2 separate regions of the Mus musculus genome follow, and region 2 is linked to region 1. Evidence: chromatin loops called from intact Hi-C (ENCODE). Cell type or tissue: heart. All regions are shown on one strand. Links, peaks and the distances in the headings refer to the core of each region. The heading gives the core; the rest is flanking DNA.

Region 1 (9,023 bases), core at 1,024-9,023:
AAAATATATGTCCCGTCCTATGAATATTTGTAATTTGGTGTTGTACTCTTGGGTTTATAACACACTGGAAAATATGAGTATTTGATGCATGAAAAAAATTTTTAATTGAGTGTAAATGTATAGTTCCATTAAAAAACCCAAAACTTTCTTGGCTGATTGCAAAGGTTCTGAATGACAGAAGTCAAACCAGGAGTTCTCAATTTGGGGTGAATTATTTTCTGCTCACCACAAAAACTCTTAATACTATTTAATAATCTCAGCGCCTGTCATCCTTCTCTAGCACAGAGGCCCTTCCTTGGTTATTCTTGAAAATCTGTACTGTTGCTACGATGTTTCTTTTTCTAGAAAGAAACAGGCTTTCATTTCCAAGGCTGTCAAATGAGGGGCTTCCCAGCACACACAGATTCACTCCATTACTGCACATCAAGAGCTCATGCCTGTAGCTTGAAAATAGAAGTCTTTGGTGTAAGCCTTTGCCTGTTTGACAGCTCTGTTCTAAATTTTGAAACTAGTGGTACTGTAAAGTGCCTGTCTGACAATGGTGTACCAGAACTTAGTCGCGCAAAATAATTACTGTTCACGGTTCCTTAGTTGAAGTCAATAACTCCCTGCAAAACACAACATAATGCACAGATCTAAAGTTACTAAATCTAAACTGAGAAAAAGGGAAAATTTTAAAGATGTTTGGCAGAGGAAAAACAGGTCTGTATGAGATTTACCAAGTGATTTCTTTTTACCTATGGAGAGTTCTAATCTAAGAGGAGCTTTCTGGTAGAAAATATGGTCATTTCTATTAGTAAACTCTGGTAATTGTAGACAGTAATCTTATCGCTGTCAAAGAAACAGGTTATTACATGGACAGCGAAAGCTGTGTACTTCCTGTTTTCTGAATCTGAAATATTTTGTAAATTCCAATATTTGAAAGTCATCAGTACATTGCTGAAGGACATAATTAAATTATCACATGTTTTACATATACATATTATATTAATCAGGGTTCTCTAGAGTCTTAGAACTTATGAAATGAATATCTATCTATCTATCTATCTATCTATCTATCTATCATCTATCTATCTATCTAGCATCTATCTATTATATATAAAGAGAAATTATTGGAATGACTTACAGTCTTCAGTCCAACTAAACCAATATGGGCAGCTGTGAAGAGAGAGTCCATGAACCTAGTAGTTACTCAGTCCCACGAGGCTGAATGTTTCATCTGGGCTTCTGTATAAGTTGGAATCTGGAGAGCTAGGCTCCAATGGTTGTGCTGGCAAAATGAGTGCAAGCAGATGAAGAACAAACAAGCCCCTCCTTCTTCCATTGTCCTTATGTAGACCTCCAGCAGAAGGTGTGTTCCAGGTTAAAAGTATGCCTCAGGATCTGGGTTTAAGGTGTATGTTGATCAGGAATAAAAGTTTGTATCATCCCAGATCTGGAGCAAAAGCCGATGATTTTCCAGTCTCAAGAGCAGGATCGAAGACGTGCTTTTTTCTTGCTTCAAAATTGCCATCACAGGTGTTCCCTTCATATCTGGATTGTAGTTCATTCCAGATATAGTCAAGTTGACAAGTGAGAATAGCCAATAACCATCACAACACACACACACACACACACACACACACTCACTCGCACACATACTCACACACACACACTCACACATACACTCACACACACATATACACACACACACACATACACACACATACAAACACACTCACACTCACACACATACACACACACTCACACACACATGTTTATAACAACTGTTTATAACACTTTATAACTAAAACTTATACATTTATACATATATGTGTACATAGAGACCTAATCTTACTTCAGTTTTACCTTTGGTGCCTGGAAATCCTGGATGCTTCCTCTCGATCCTTAGTACATTACACACATCAGAACAGCAGGCCTTAGGAAAGTCTCTACTGATCCTGTAAATGGTCGTCCTGTCTTGATGCTGCTAGAGACGGGTGTTGCTTGCTGACTTGAATAAGAAGAGTAATCCGCAGAACCCTCTGTTATGACCCATTAGCATTTTCTCTTCTAAAAACAGCGATTGGGTCTTTTCACAAACTCCCTTCTTCATTTTTGATCCAAGGTCAAGGTGACTTGAGCCTTGGCTGATATGCAACTATTATGCTCATAGCTCATTGTTAGCTTTTGTAAAGGCTACAAACTCTTAAAAGCTACTCTTCGTGGTGTAGTTTGCTTTGATATTAAGTGTTTGAATCACCAAGTGTGATAAATGCACATACCCATGTACCAAATACCCTCATCTTCACCATTCTGGAAAGCTTATTACACTTTGCTATGGGTCAGAATACTTGTGTCCAGAAAATCTGTATTGAAACACAGTTCCCACTGTGGTGGTATTAAGAAGCCAAGGCTTTGGGAAGAGATTAAATCAGAGTGGAGTTGGTGTCTTTGTAAAGGGTGTGGGAGGTGGCTGGCCTGTGACTGAGTGAGGCTCTGTCTTAGAAGCAGTGCCCAGCCCCCATTGGCACCAGCTCTGCTCTGAATCAGGGCCTCGGGCTTGCCAGCCTCCATAACCATAAAGTTCCCTCTAACTCCACACACCTAAGGTGTTTTATCATAAGAGACAGACACATTCTTTGTTCTCAGCCATTTGCCACCCCCTTTCTAGTAAAAACAGCTACTTATTTATGTCTATTATTGTAAATTAGGTTTCTTTCTTTAAAAAAAATAATCTTTCATGTAAATGAAGCCATATGCTTTTGTGTTTGGTCTTCTTTTGTTTAGCATAATAATGAGTTTGAATCATGCCATCATGTGATCAGTAGCTTATTGCTTTTTCTTATGATATAGTCAGTAGAATGTAGTATGAATATACCACAATTAGCTTTTTTCATTCCCCTGCTCATGGATTGTTCTTGGATATCTTTCTTTGTGGCCATTCTTACTTCTTGGGTTAATATCTAGGAACAGTCTTTCTGGGATATAAATTTGTTTATATTTCTGAGAAACATAGAGACAGTTTTCCCAGCGGCATGGGATTCAGTAAGATATTCAATATCCTCTGCCACGTTGTGTTTAATTGTGACTGAATTGTACTGTCCCCCTGTTTAATGCATGTAAAGTTTCACTGAGAAAAGTGTTTCTCTCAAGCAAGTGGCCATAACAAGCAGGAAAGGTAGAAGGTAAAGCAGGTGTACATGCTAGAGAATGACCATCCCTCTGCATGCTTTATCTGCCACAAAAACACACACATGCACACACACATGTACACACACAGACACAGACACACACAGACACACACAGGCACACACAGACACACACAGGCACACACACACACACACACACACACACACACACACACACACACTGTTTTTCTAGTTACCAGAGGACTATTTGTCTTAAAGTTTGGAGGGAGTTTCTCTGAGAGATTTTTTCCCCCCTTAGGGTTAAAAGGGTGATAAGGAGAAAGGTTAAAAATTGGAATCCTTTTTACTCAAACTAAGACAAGCTAAACAATAATACTTATCCTTTTCAGTCATCTAAAGCACACCGAGGATGCAAGAGGAAGGGAAAAGCTGTGCTTGCACCCACAACGCTGGGGTATAGCCCCCCTTTAGCTTTAAACTTCATCATCAAACCAAGTATCTTGCATTCACTAAAGTGTTTGCTGAATTAAATCTATTACAAGCAAATGCTCATATTATACTAAAGACAGCAACAGATCTTTCTGCTATATGCACACGTAAAATCACATTTACCAGATGGTCAATAATTAGTAGGGCGTTACAGCAGAAACCCTTTATGTATTGATTAACTAGCCGATAGTTTGGACAAAGTTCAATGAGATCATTAGATGACTGAGATGCTCTTTGTAAAAGTGTGCCCTTGTTTTCCCACTGGCTTTCCGAAGATAAGAGTTAAGAATTTTTGTGCACCTTTCTGTGTAATCTTGCCTTCAGGATTTGTGCTGTCTTCCTTGGTGTAAATGAAGAGCTCTTTAAGTCCTTGCAGTACTAACCGCTCTCAAGGAAATTCAGAAAGCTCTGCTCCACTGCACTCAGTGTTCTGGTGTGGCCCCAGAGAGGAACTGAACAATGTTTTCAACTGAAATGAAAAGGTCGACCAAACACTCTTTTCAGATGTTCTACCAATCATGCCTTTAAAGAAACCATCTTCAGGACTGACTGACTTCAGCTTGGGTCAGCACATTGCTTCTTAATTCCTTTTAGTTTTTGGAAGGGATATAAAATAGAACTGTCTACTGAATCTTGAAAGTCAGAATCAGAGTGGGTCCTGGTGAGAAAAATCTTAGCCCTTGGGGGCTGAGGCAGGAATGGTCATAAGTTTGTGTACAGACTAGTGTGTACCACGCGTTCCAGACAGGGCTAAGTAACAAAATCCTCTCTAAAACGACAAATAAAACCAAACCAAAGAGGCACCCAGCTAAAACTCAGAAAATTAAGTGGTTCATACTGAAGAAGGAGGAGGAAGAAGACGAAGAGGAGGAAAATGAAGAAATAAAAAAGAGAATAATCGTGTAAAAGAAAGGAAGGAATAGAAAGAAAGGAAGAAAGAAAGAGAGAGAGAGAGGGAAGGAGGACAGGAGGGAGGAGGACAGAAGGGAGGGAGGGAGGGAGGGAGGGAAGAAAAGAAAAGAAAGGAAAAGAAAAGAAAAGAAAAGAAAAGAAAAGAAAAGGAAAGAAAAGAAAAGAAAAGAGAAAGACTGATTGATTCTCAGAGCAATGTGGGGCACAGGTGTAAACTGGTAAAGTTCCCGAGTGAAATGTTGCAGATGGGAACTTATCAACCTTAGAGCTCTCAGAGCTGGAGCTTGGCCATTACTGTGGGGCTCTGTGATGTGCAATAGCTTTGATGTTGCCCTAACGACCCTGCCCCCTTGCAACACTTTCCTAAGTCACTGTGAAACAAGTTAGTTGCCTAACAGACTCATAATTTCGCAGGTTTCACTTTGCACCCTGAAGGTATTCACAGCAATAGAGCCCCTCCCCCGAGATTTACATTTCCTTAAAACATTTTCTTTTTAGGTTTTCCAAATTCAACACTAAGGTCTTTTTGTTTCCAGCGACATAAAAGTTAGCAACCCCTTCCTTGCTTCCCTTCTTCCGGAGCCGGAACAGAACTGCCAAGATCCTTAGCAGAGAAAGACCCTCACCAGCCACAGCAGTTTCGGGGCGATTCAGGGGTGGGATTTGGCAAGCTCCGAAGGCGGGGCTTGGCACGGTCAGGAGGCGGGGTGATTAATAGAAAAATAGCCTGAAAAAGGGCGGTGCCAGCGCGGGTCCTGTTGGTGAAAAGTCCCAGAAGTGCACAGGCTCGGCAGGACAACTTGCAGCCCTTCTCCCTGGATTCAGGTGGGTGCTGCGCACGGCCACGGTGCTGCTCCCAGGCTAGGAGTGGGTGGGTGCAAGGGGCCGGTGGGTGGCAGGTGTAAGGCTAGAGAGTGGCTGTGCCTGTTTGAAAAGCCTTTGTTCCCTTTAGTTGTTTAAATGACCACCCCCCGCCCCCATTTTTGTGGCCCGCTCTAAATGAGAATTGTGCTTTTCTGTTCCTGCATTAAGTTTTCCTTTCTCAAACTCCAAGAAGAAACTTGGGAGCACGAGTCTTTTCATGTTTAAGAGATGGTTTTCTTATTTCTTATTTTCAAGCCCAAGTAGCATTCCCTTTGAAAGGGTCTCTTGATCTTGAGGGGAGGGGAAAAAAAATACATGCAAGTTGTAACAAGATGAGAAGTCACTGCGGTTTCAGCAACTTCTGTCCTTTCCCAGGGAGTAAAACCCTACAGTGTCCCGGGTGACTTGGACATGCAGGCCTTTCAACTTGTTGAAAAGTTGTTTGCTTTTCTAGATTCTCCTGTGGTAGGCAAGAGAAATCTCTACAAGTCTTTACACTGGTACTTTTGATATCATATGACTTACAGACTTAGCAGAGCAGCAGAGCGTGCTCTGTTGTGACTGTAGCCTGATGACCAAAGACCTGAGGGCGCAGCCCTTGGGCAGCTACTCCCCAGAGCCGCCCTCCCCTGTGGCCACTGTAGTCTGGCCCCACTGAGGCTGTAGGGAAGGTGCCTGGGACTCTGATCATGTGTGTATTTCTGTTCTTCCTCTGTTGCAGCCCTCTTTTCTGTCCTCACAACAAATGTGTTTGCTGCTTTCGATCCATTGAAAATTGAAGAGTCATGGCCTTGTGGCTGTGTGCCCAGATTTTCCAAGTTTCACAATACTGATGCAGATAGGGCAAACAGTTTTGAGAAGAAAAGAACTTTGCTTTTTCTTGGCTGAGGGCCCATGAGGAGAAAGAGGAGTATTTCTCAACTGCAGATAGCACTGGGGCAAAATATGACAACAGGAGTTACAGGAGAAGCTTCCAGGAAATGAGAAAACAGCACCCCACAATTCCTAGAATGGAATTGTGAGTCCAGGAACTATACAGGTCGGCGATGACAGGGCTCCAGAGACAGGCAGGTGGGGTCTCCAGTCTCCATTGTACCACCTGGCCTTATTTATACCCTACTCAAGCTTCTTTCCTTCAAAGTAGAAGAAAATGGTTTCTGTGTCGGAGTCTTTCATCCCAAGCTGTTTTCAGTCAACTGGTGGGCATCCCTTTGCTCTCTCCTGACAGGCATCCTGGGTAGGTGAAGAGACCCTTGTGTGATGGTGATTGTCCCGGGAGAGGGAGGGCCTAGGGCTTAGAGGGTGGACTAGCAGGCCAGGCACTGAGCTACAAACACTTTGGAAAACAGAACCCCACTGTTTTAGGATCTTGAGAGAAAGGTTTAGCCATCAGAACCTGAGACTTGACACTTGGCCACTTTTGTTATCCGCAGCTTCCGGCTGCGATGAGGTCATAGCAAACTGTAGGTAGTACCCTCTACTGCTGCATCTTCTACAGGCCTCAAGTTCTGGTCCCCTTAGGGTTGAGGGTAAGAGGCTCATCAGCCTTGGCAGGGTTGATGTTCTAGCTCCTGGGCTTGGAGTAGGGAGTCTAGACATTGAGCAACTCTGGAGTTTCTGAGTTCAGCATCGGAGTTTCTACCTTTGGCTCTTATTGTCTTTCTCACCTCTATTTTACCTCCTTTCTGCCCCAGTTGCCCCTAGCACCCCTCCGCTGTCCTTCCATGGCTTTTGTCCTGCTGCCTTGGGACTCAGTGTTCTTCCTTGGCTTCTCAGGCAGGTCGCTATGCTAGTGATGAACAGCACATGAAGTCAAGAAACTGGATGTGAGGATGTAGGCTTGGAACCCTAGCCCTTGAGAGGCTGGGGTAGGCATGCAGTGAGTTTGAGGCTAATCTGGGCTACATTGTGAGACTCGATCTCAAACGATCACATGTACACACTCAATATATAGACGATAAAAGGTTCTCAAGGGAAGGCTTTTGATGCTGCCATGCCAGGAAGCAGCGTAGAAGGTGCCTCTATGTTGGCTTACAGAGTAATCCAGAGAGAGTAGGTTGGCGCAGATCATAGCAGGCATTCATGAGTGAAGGGAAGGGCTGTGTTCTCACCCACCGTGGCACGGCCCCTCATACACGGGATAAGCTGCATTTGCACCAATCACAGCAGTCCACCACATGCAAAGAGAGAACTGCTCAGCAGCTAAGCTCCCAATTGGACTCCCCTCTCACTTGTGGAAAAGGTTTTGAGGTTTCCAGGATTCGCCCAGCTTGTGATGACTAAACATCTGGTGCAGCCATGGCTGGGACGAGGCCTTCAGGAGCCAGGGATGTGCATTGGAAGCAAGCAGCTGTGGTACTGTGTTGCCTACTTGAGGTGTCCATAAGGTACTCAGATGCTGGCGTGACAGTACTCCATCTGGGTGACTGACTGATGCTCTTGGGCATCAGTCATGTGCTGTGGGCAGCCTGGGAAGGGACTCAGATCACCCTGTCCACCCACACATTTGCTGACACACAAGAAAATAAATATCAGAAGGAGTGCTTACAGTAGGGGCTTACTTAAATTAATAATGATGTTAATAGTCTTTATCAGTGTTTCAATATGCTTAACCCCTTAATATCCCTTAAGGGAGAGGGGGGCCACTCACTTGTCTTACAGGGAGGTCTGGTATAACAAGCCTTTTGCAAACCTTTATCTGATTAGAACACTGCTACAGCAGGAGCACCTTTATCCAGCACTCACCCGGCACTAGCGATTATTAAAGTCCTTCATAGTCACTTAGTGCATAAAAAACAATATCCTCTGAGGTAGGACTGTCCAGTATCATTTTTTAGCGTGTGGTGGTATATACTGTAAGCTGAACTTCAGAGGTTGAGGCAGGAGGGTCAGGAGTACAGGGCCAGCAGGGGCTACATGCTGCATAGGAAAACTTGTTTTACAGGTATGGTAGCTCAGTTAATTTGTAAGTGGTCTGTTGAAATCTGCCTGGACTCCAGGCTGCTTCTAGAGTCTGTGTGAACTCTGTTCTTTCAGGGCACAGCCAACTCCACACCAAGGGAGTGGGCGAGATGCCAGTCGAGATAAGGATCCTGGAAGGGATAGATGATTACAGGAAAATCCATCCTTGTAAATATGTGTCCCATGTAACTTATGGTCAAATACCCTGTATTCCCAATTTTTCTCCTCCTCCTCCTTTTTCCTCTTCCTTTCCCTCCCTCCCTCCCTCCCTTCCTCCCTCCCTCCCTCCCTCCCTCCCTCCCTTCTCCCCCCGCCCATCTTCCTACCTACTTATCTACCTATCTTGGACACGTCCCTAACAGCAAGCTTTCAGTGAGTTTGTTTTTTTCATTACACAGCCTTGCCGTTGCCGTTATTCTGGTTTCAATTAGGCGTAGCAGGCTCACGGCAAGGAGAAAAGATCCAGAACGGTATTCCCTGCCTTTATGTGGTCAGGTCTGCCTATTTCTCCGTGGTCTTATCCTTACTCCCCATGATATGGTTCCCCTATACCTGGGAAGTGGAAGATTTCTGAGAGAGGAGGCTCATGGGCCCGTGGTGTAGACAGAATAGGGACTTGGTGCTGGCTGGTCTCCCAGAGTCACAGGCCTGAGAAGTTAGTCCCCA
Region 2 (9,154 bases), core at 468-8,467, 86 kb before region 1:
GAGTATCTTCTAGGCTAATTGTATTCTTGCAGCTTATAAGTTTGTTTTCTTATTAATAATAAGCAAAAGGAATCACCTTGACATAGGATAAAATATGAAAATTTCGGGCTCCATCAAGAATTGCAGTTGATGCTATGGGTCTATAAGACTTGAAGGAAAGTATTTCATTATTCAGATAAACATGTTTTTCAAATAGGGTGGTGGTAAGTTACTGGACATATGCTGAATTGTTCTGAAAATGTTTAACTAAGCCGTTGGATATATGTGTACTTGTTTGAGTTAGAATCATCCTGTAAACAGGCTGGCCAAGAATTTGAAATCTTGGGATAGCAAATATGTTCCATGTTAGTGTCTGTCTGTCTATCTATCTATCTATCTATCTATCTATCTATCTATCTATCTATCTATCTACCTACCTACCTACCTACCTACCTACCTACCTACCTACCTACCTATCTATCTACCTATCTATCTATCTATCTATCTATCTATCTATCTATCTATCTATCTATCTATCTATCTATTTACCTACCTACCTACCTACCTACCTATCATTTATCTATCTATCTCTTCTCTCTCTCTCTCTCTCTCTCTCTCTCTCTCTCTCTCTCTGTCATAGTGCATGAAGGTTGAACCCAGGGTCCGGTATATTGAGAGTGCTTGCTACTCTTGCATAGGATATGCATTCTGTTCCTAGCCATGGTTAGCCCAGCAGCATCTCTAACTTCAGCTACAGAGGATCCGATGCCCTCATCCAACCTCTGTTGGTGTCTGCACACATGTGTGCACACACTCACATTGACCAAAACACGAATGTGAACTTGGATACTGTACTGGCTGGTTTTGTGTGTCAACTTGACACAAGCTGGAGTTATCACAGAGAAAAGAGCCTCCCTTGAGGAAATGCCTCCATGAGATCCAGCTGTAAGGCATTTTCTCAATTAGTGATCAAGGGGAAGGGCCCACTCTGGGTGGTGCCGTCCCTGGGATGGTAGTCTCAGGTTCTATAAGAAAGCAAGCTGAGCAAGCCAGGGGAAGCAAGCCAGTAAGTAACATCCCTCCATGGCCTCTGCATCAGCTCCTGCTTCCTGACCTGCTTGAGTTCCAGTCCTGACTTCTTTTGGTGATGAACATCAATATGAAGTATAAGCTGAATAAACCCTATTCTCCCTAACTTGCTTCTTGGTCATGATGTTTGTGCAGGAATACAAACCTTGACTAAGTTAAGGAGGCAGTAGTAGGCACCACAGCACAGTCAAAAATGATACATATTGAGAAATAAATTTGCCCAAGCAGGTGAAAGTGAAGTTTACTAGAAAATGCAAAAAATTTTTTAAAAAAATCGATGGAAGAGAATGAGTGTCGTGAAGCACTTCAGTGATCCCACCACTCGGGAAGTGGAGGCAGGAGGAGCAGGACTTCAGGGTCGTCTTTGGCTTCATAATTGAGCCATGACCATTTTGGATTACATGAGATCTTGTTCCAGAAAAGTAAAAGTAAGTAAATAAATTGAAGAAGATTCTAATAAATGGGAAAAAACCCAATGGTTGCTAGTTGGAAGTCTTAGTATTGTTAAAACATTAACTCAATCCAAAGAGATCACAGCAACACTGTGTGTGTGTGTGTGTGTGTGTGTGTGTGTGTGTGTGTGTGTATGCATGTGTGGGTGTGCCCTCCCCCAACATACAGAAGAGCAAAAAATATATCCTTAAACATATCTTGGATCTCATGTACCCTTGAATAGTCAAAATAGTCTGGAGAAAGAAAAATAGATTTGATGCCCAATATTCTCTGATTTTAAAGCACACTACAAAGCAACAGGGATAGAGAACGCACAGTTCTGGAATAAGAACGGAAATTAAGTTCCTGAACCAGATAGTCAGTGAATGATCTTCAACAGGAGGCAAATATTCCACAGAAGGAAAGTGAGTAGGAAAGATGAATATCCAGATGCAGAAGACGAATCTGCACATTTACCTCATGCTAGACACAAAATATTAAACTAAAATAGATTAAAGACTCAAAGCCATCAAAGACTCAGAGAAATCAGGAAAATAAAACTCTTCGAGACCTTGTACTTTGTTTTGTTTTCTTGGATGTGACATCCAAGGCACAGCTAATAAAATTGAGAGAGAGAGAGAGAGAGAGAGAGAGAGAGAGAGAGAGAGAGAGAGTAGGGTAAATGTATAAACTGCATATCAAAGGAAACAGGCAAAAGGGCAAAGTGTGGAACAGAAGGAACTGACTGTAACTTACATAGCCAATACAAGGAAGGTCAATATTCAGGATATAACAGACCTCTACACGTTCACAATGACTAGAACCAAATGTCCAGATTTTAAAAACAGACAGAGGACTTGAAAAGATAACTTATCAAACAGTCCATAAAAGTGGCTGACAAACATCAACAAGATTTTATGATTGATCCTTTGGGAAACGGTGATTGAGATTGTGATGAGACGTCAGCTCACATTCACCTGTGCAGCCACAATCAATGGCAAAAGAAGAAGCTAAACGCTGGCAGAACCTGGCGAGCATGAGAGTGGTGCCTGGCACAGGGATGGGCGTGCAGGAGAGGCAGGCATCGAGGGAAGCAGCAGGAAATGGTCTTAGGCAGTAAAAGAGGAGGAGATGTACTTCTGGGCACGTGGTCCCAAGGGTCAGGACTCTGAAGGTGCCTGCACACCTCTGTTTGTAACAGCAGCCTTTATGCACATAATGGGTGTACGCAGTTTAACTGTCCAGTAACAGACGAGTGGATAGAAAGAAAAGAAATGTTGTTTGCGTCACATGCCTGCAATCCAGGCGCTTGTGTTTGGATGCTGGTGGATGGGGATTGGGTTCAAGGTCACTCTGCACTGCATAGTGAATTCTCAGCCAGCCTGGGCTATGTGAGGGCCTGCCTTAAAATCACCAATAATGATGTGTTCTATACACCGGAGTATTATACAGCCTTAAAAATGAAGAAAATGGGGGTCAGAGAGATGGCTCGGTGGTTAAGAGCACTGACTGTTTTCCAGAGGACATGGGTCCAATTCCCAGCACCCGAAAGGCAGCTCACAAGTATCTGTAACTCCAACATCTGACACCCTCACGCAGACATACGTGCAGGCAAAATACCAATGCACATAGGATAAAAATAAATTATTTTTAAAAAAGTTTTTAAAAAAGAAAAAAATAAGATGTCATATGCTATCACGTATGTGAAACAGGAGGGTATTTATTTAAAGGGAATAAATCAAAAGGGAAGGAAGACTGTCCATAATACCAAAGCCACACGTACAAAATTAAAGACATATAGGTATATATTAAAGTTAAAACCACACAAGGAGAAGTTAAAGTAAACTAAAGCCCAGAAATGAAACAGAAAGTAGAAAGTCAGTTCCTATGATCTTTAAGGAGAGATGGAGGGAATTTGTGGACACAGAAATTCCGTGTTTGGAGAAGAAAGATGAGTATGGAAATCCGTTTTGCTGAACTCACAGGGACGTGGTGTGAATATTCATCTGAGTATCAGTACAGACCTGAGTTTCTTCCCTTACAGGGGAAATTACATGTAGGTAAAAGAAGTCAGTAGAACTATGGCCACGGTAGGCAAGACCTCACACGTCCTAATTGAAGTAAATAACATAGTCCGTCACTTCTGTTCCTTCGGAGAGTTGGTTGATATCAGGATGATGGGAAAGACTGGCCGGAAGGTACTAAGTTGCAGTTAGATACATTCTGGAAGGTCTGGTGCTGTTATAAAGCAGAGTGACTGTGCAGAACAGCAGGGCATCGTGTGCTTTATTTGTTTTGTTTTGTTTTGTTTTGTTGTGTTGTGTTGCGACAGGGTCTCACGTACCTCAATCTGGCCTCAGCCTTGTTTAAGTAGCTGACACTGGCTTTGAGCCTTTGATTTTTCTGCCTTCTAAACGATGGAATTACAGGTATGTACTACAATCCAGTACAAGTTCAAGTATTTTCAAAAGCTTTTAAAAAGGATTTTGAATGCTGTCTTAGCCATAATGAGATAATATGGGTTTAACCCAATTTAAACATTACAGATGATATATGTTTATGTATATTGAAACATCATGATACCCCAATACTATGCATGTTTTATACTTTTATGTATCCATTAAAAATACATTCAGAAGCTGAGAGATGGTTTAGAGACTAACAACACTTCCTGCTTTTGCAGAGAACCATAGTTCAGAGTTCCCAGCTTTCACATCAGCCTGTAAGACTACCAACAAAGGGATCTGATATCTAATGCCCTCTACTGGCCAGGTCTGGCAACTGCACTCACTAAGTACCGGAGTCTGTCTCTGTCTCTGTCTCTGTCTCTGTCTCTGTCTCTGTCTCTGTCTCTGTCTCTGTCTCTGTCTCTGTCTCTCTCTCTCTCTCTCTCTCTCTCTCTCTCTCTCAATCAAATGTAACTTAAAAACCTTTCAAATAAACAAATTTATGGTTCAGGCCTACTGCCACATGCCTGTAACCCCAGTACTCAGGAGCGGGAGGTATGAGGATCCTGAGTTTAAGATTAATGTGACATACCCAGAGAAGTCGAGGCTAAACTGCTCTACACAATGAGGTCTTGTCTGAGAAAACAAAACAGGAATGAGAAATGTGGACACCAACCCGGTCTCAAAACCCTCTACCTACCATCTGTCCTGCCTGCAAGATGTGCTGGGGCAGTGGTGGCCCAGAGCTTGTGGGAGCGGCCAACCAATGTTTGGTTTATCTGCTGTCTGGGTGGCCAGGAACTGGAGACTAGATAACCCAGAGACCTGAGAAAAAATGAAATAATTGCTAATAATGTTCTACTGTGCACATAGATAGGCAAGTGCCTTGTTCACTGGTCATCAGCGAAGCCTCCTCTGGCAGAAGTTGGGGGAAGGGTGCAGAGACCCACAGCCAGACGTTAAGTCTCCTCAGGTCCTTCCCTCCGTGATTTGGAGAGGGGGAACCCGGAAGGAAGGACTGTAGGACTCAGATGGGATGAATGGAGGACACCAGAAGAACAGTCAAATCAACTCGTCAGGGCTCACGTGGGTTCACGAAGACGGAAACTGCGCGCACAGGGTTGTCAGGGATCTGCACCAGGCCCTCTGTATATACGCTATGGCTGTTAGCTTGCTCTTATCGTGGGACTCCTAACAGTGGGAGCAGGTATGTCTCCCATCTTTTGCCTGCTTCTACCTATAAACAATGATGACGCTGGGAAGTTTATTTCTAAGTATCAGACTTAAGTATTCACATAGTGTGTAATGTGTATTATTGTATCATGTATGTAAATGTTTGTCGTGCCATAGATGAATGAAATTCTAGAACAGTTGTGATTTGTGCTTGCCAGAGTGGGACAGAGAAGCCGTGGAAGTGGGTGAGTGTCTGAGAGCTGGGGTCCCCACTCTTGGGGGAAATAAAGGCCGACGTTGTCTGGCTCTGCTCTTCTCCGCTGTACTAAACTGCAGACTCCTGCAGTTCTGAGAGTTCAAAGACGTCGCAGGGAATTTAAGAAGGGGGTGAGGGACTCACGGTTCTCTGGCCGATAGATCAGGTCGCAGTGCTTCAGGTAAAGAGTCACCAGGGCGGTGAACACGGACAGAGAAGGAAGCAGGATGCCAAGGGCCCCGGACCCCAAGGGCTGGATGCTTGAGATTCCCAGAAAGACAACAGCTGCATTCAGGTTCGCGGACCAGGAGGCCCTGGGGCACAGAGAGAGAAAGGAAAATCCCAGCGGTCATTGTACACAACACCTCGAGTAAAGCTGTGGGCATCTGATTTCAATCAGAATCGGTGCCAGGTGTCACTCGTCTCCCACACAAAGCATCCTCATTGTTTCACAAGCCTAGGAGCACTGCCTTCCTGTTACATTCGTTCCTTGTCCCCATTTCTGTTTCTGCTTAGAATAGATGCAGGGAGAGAGTGGATCCCCCATGAACCTGGAAAGTGCCTATCATTTGAGAACAAAAAGAAAAAAAAAACCTCTAAGTACAGAAAGACTCTAAAACTTCGGGATTGCCCTGTTTAAACCCAGGTTAGGCATTTAGTCAAAGTAAAGAGAGAGGTTTGAACAAAACCTCCTTCTACCTACCCTGGAGTTTGCAAATTATTTCTGGGAAAATATTCTCACCTCCCAACCGTTCACGGGATCTGCATTTAGCATCAGATTTTAAGGGTTTAGAATCTGATGTTATAACCCTAACCATGTCAAGCTAAAAATCTGCTGTTGAGACATGATATGATGCAATATGATATGATACAATACAATTTAGTCACAGATATTCCCCTCATTTATGAAGTTGTATTATGTGAGCATTTATGTTTCAGTTGTGCAAATTCTAATGTTGTTCCTTGGCTTAGGGACATGTGTCTGTGTGGAAGTGTGATCTATGGGAGTTCCTCCTGGCATGCCTGCCATGACATCCGGGTGACTTTTTTCTTCCTCCCCCTCCCTTCCCACTCCTCCCACTCTTCTGCCCTTCTTTTCTCTCTGCTTCTCCTTCCTACTCCATTTCCCCTTCCTCCTCCTCCCAGCTTCCAGCCACCTTCCCTCCACGAACCTCTACACTTCCTGTACCCCCTTCAGCCACATCCCCTGAGAGAGACTTCCTTCATACACCCCCTTCCACCCTTACCACAAATTCACACCCTCTATCCATCCCTTCAAACACACCCGTCCACACACGTCCACCATCTCCCACCCACACTCCTCCCATCACCTGCAGTCAGCAATCCCCACAACCTCTACTCCACAGCCTCTCTTCTCCTCTGTCTGTCTTCTAACATACCCGTTCTCTCTTCACAGAACTTCCTTACTGCTACTACTGTCAGCAAACCACCTCTTCCTGCCCACTGCCCTTCATGTATTTCCTACACCCATCATTCTCCTTCACAAACTCCTTTGCCCTCTAGTGAAACCCCACATCCACAATCCCTCTAGCCTTCCATCTGCCACTCTCTCCACCCACCGCATCTGTCCCCAGAACTGCTATCCACGTATGGTTCTACCATCCATCCAACGTCCAGCCTCCTCTCCATGCCCTGTCCTTCCACCCAAACCCCTTCCTACTCTCTACCACACTCACCCATGCCTCTTTCCTCTACCCTCTCTACTGTTCACCTGTCATCCACGTGCACATGTGCATCCCTCAATACTCTTCCACACGCTGTCATCAGCACCTCCTTCCACACACATATGCCACTCTCTATCCACCATCGACATAATGCAATATCCGTTTACCTGATCCAACCACTCAAATCCACATCCACCCACCGCCCACCTGCATCCATCTTTTTAATAGGCTATCTATCCTCAGTTCACCTCCACCAATTCTTCATGCACTCAGTCTATCCCTATCCACTTCAACGACCCCAACCCCACCTTATCCACCCTCATCTGCTCATATCCACTCCCTATCCACCTCCTTTCCTATTCATCTATCCCTATCCACTGAGACCCACCATCCATACAGCTTCTACCCACCACACTCATGCACTACCCACCAGCACCCACTCCCCATCTACCTCTCATTGGCTTCACAGCATACCCCTGTACATCCTCATCTACACCATCCAATGTCTCATCCAGCCACTGTTGCCGTGTGTGCACCCTCCTAATTACCTCCATTCACTCTTCTAATCCACAGTCCCATTGGTTCCTCCACCTACCTCCATCTTACTTTACCCCCATCCACTCCCATCTCCTCCCTCCTCCCCTATTCACCTCTCCCTCATCCTGTCCCATCAGGTCACTCCTCCTTACTGCCAATTAGGGTCCATTATATAAACATTTATTCTTTTTTGTTTGTTTTGTTTTGTTTTTTGAGACAGTGTTTCTCTGTGTAGACCAGGCAGTCCTTGAACTCAGAAATCTGCCTGCCTCTGCTTCCAAGTGCTGGGATGAAAGGTGTGCACCACCACTGCCCGGCAACATTTATTCTTCATTCATCCCATTATCTGTTAATTGACATTTTTTCCCAGCTCATAGCTATTACAAACACTGATGTTCAGATGTTTGTACAGATATGGGCATTCACTTCTTGTAGGTAAAAGTCTAGGAATGAAATGCCCAAGGTTTATGGTTTATGTTTACCTAATAGAAGAAACTTACAAGTGGGTTCTGAGACCCTGTGTTTTATGTTGTGATCACATTTGCAAATGCTCTAATCCATTTACACCATGGCCAACACTGAGGATGGTAGATTTGTATCAGTGTCTCATCGTGGGTAATGGTGGGTTACCTTCCTCTAATGGGTTCTGGCTTTCCATATCTTCTTTGATAAAGCTTTTGTGCAAACATGTCTTCCCCTTAAAGAGAAAGTTGTTGCTGGGAAGATGATCTTGTAGGTAATGTGATTGTTCTGCAAACATGGGACCTAGTTCAGGTTCCAGCTCCCATGTAAAAAGCCCAGCACAGCAAATCACTGTAAAACCAGTACTGAGAGGCAAAGAGTGGAGGGTCCATGGGGCTTGACTGGCCAGCCGATGTTGCCAATTCATAAACACTGTTTAGTAGGGAGCCTTGCTTCAAAAGTCACGTGGAAAATGATAGGAAAAGACACCCAACATTGACCTTTCACTTTCACACACTTATATATGAGTGTGCACCCACACACACAGCACACACACACACACACACACGCACACAAATTTAAAAGGTTGCTTTTCCCCCTTAATATTGCATTTAAAATCTTTATATGTCTGTAAATGAATTCTTTATCAGTTGGGTAGTTTTACAGTCTTTTCCTTTCAGCCTGGGACTTGTCTTTTAATTGTCTTACCATAGTCTGGATGGCACCCACTTGCTAGGTTTATTGTCTTTTACAGGTCAAGCTTCCAATGTGGTTCCTACAAATTCTTTGCCAAACACGAGTTCACAGAGTTTTCTCCTACTTATTCTTCAGGAAAGAAACCTGGAACTTGGAGAATTGAGGTGAGCCATCTGGCTGGATGTAGCTGTGCCACAGGCCCAGGAGGCAAAGCCATTTGTCACCGTGCAGCCTACAAGCAGGAACTGGGTTCAGTGATCTTTTGGTGTCTCGTTCCCGGACTCTGCAGTTACCAGTTTTATGACACTATTATTTCCTTATTCATCCTGGCTTTGACATTTGATCAACGTGTTTCATCTATCATTAATTATAAATATTGTCCTTCTTCTTTGAAATGG

What was found. A loop is a pair of places that touch in the nucleus more often than their neighbours do. Peaks named below come from ENCODE experiments on the same cell type or tissue, not always from the same donor. Only the 100,000 strongest peaks of a DNase experiment are listed, where the experiment ranks them.
Region 2: it touches region 1 in a loop (2.3-fold over the local background); 3 of 42 quality-filtered maps call a loop at or near these places.

Annotation. Positions count from the first base shown.
Region 1 is chr6:138,135,250-138,144,272 of GRCm38, forward strand. It overlaps Mgst1 (microsomal glutathione S-transferase 1), which reads left to right and starts at 5,278. Exons shown (of 4, transcript NM_019946.5): 1 at 5,278-5,357. In heart, for the core only: no CTCF peak of the experiment used is centred there; DNase peaks (open chromatin) are centred at 5,262 and 6,182; H3K4me3 peaks cover 1,587 bases; H3K27ac peaks cover 1,344 bases.
Region 2 is chr6:138,050,102-138,059,255 of GRCm38, forward strand. Slc15a5 (solute carrier family 15, member 5) reads right to left here. Exons shown (of 9, transcript NM_177787.4): 3 at 5,521-5,690. Among named protein-coding and RNA genes, the nearest start is that of Slc15a5, 25 kb to the right of the region's middle. In heart, for the core only: a CTCF peak has its summit at 4,256 (motif pointing left); no DNase peak of the experiment used is centred there; H3K27me3 peaks cover 325 bases.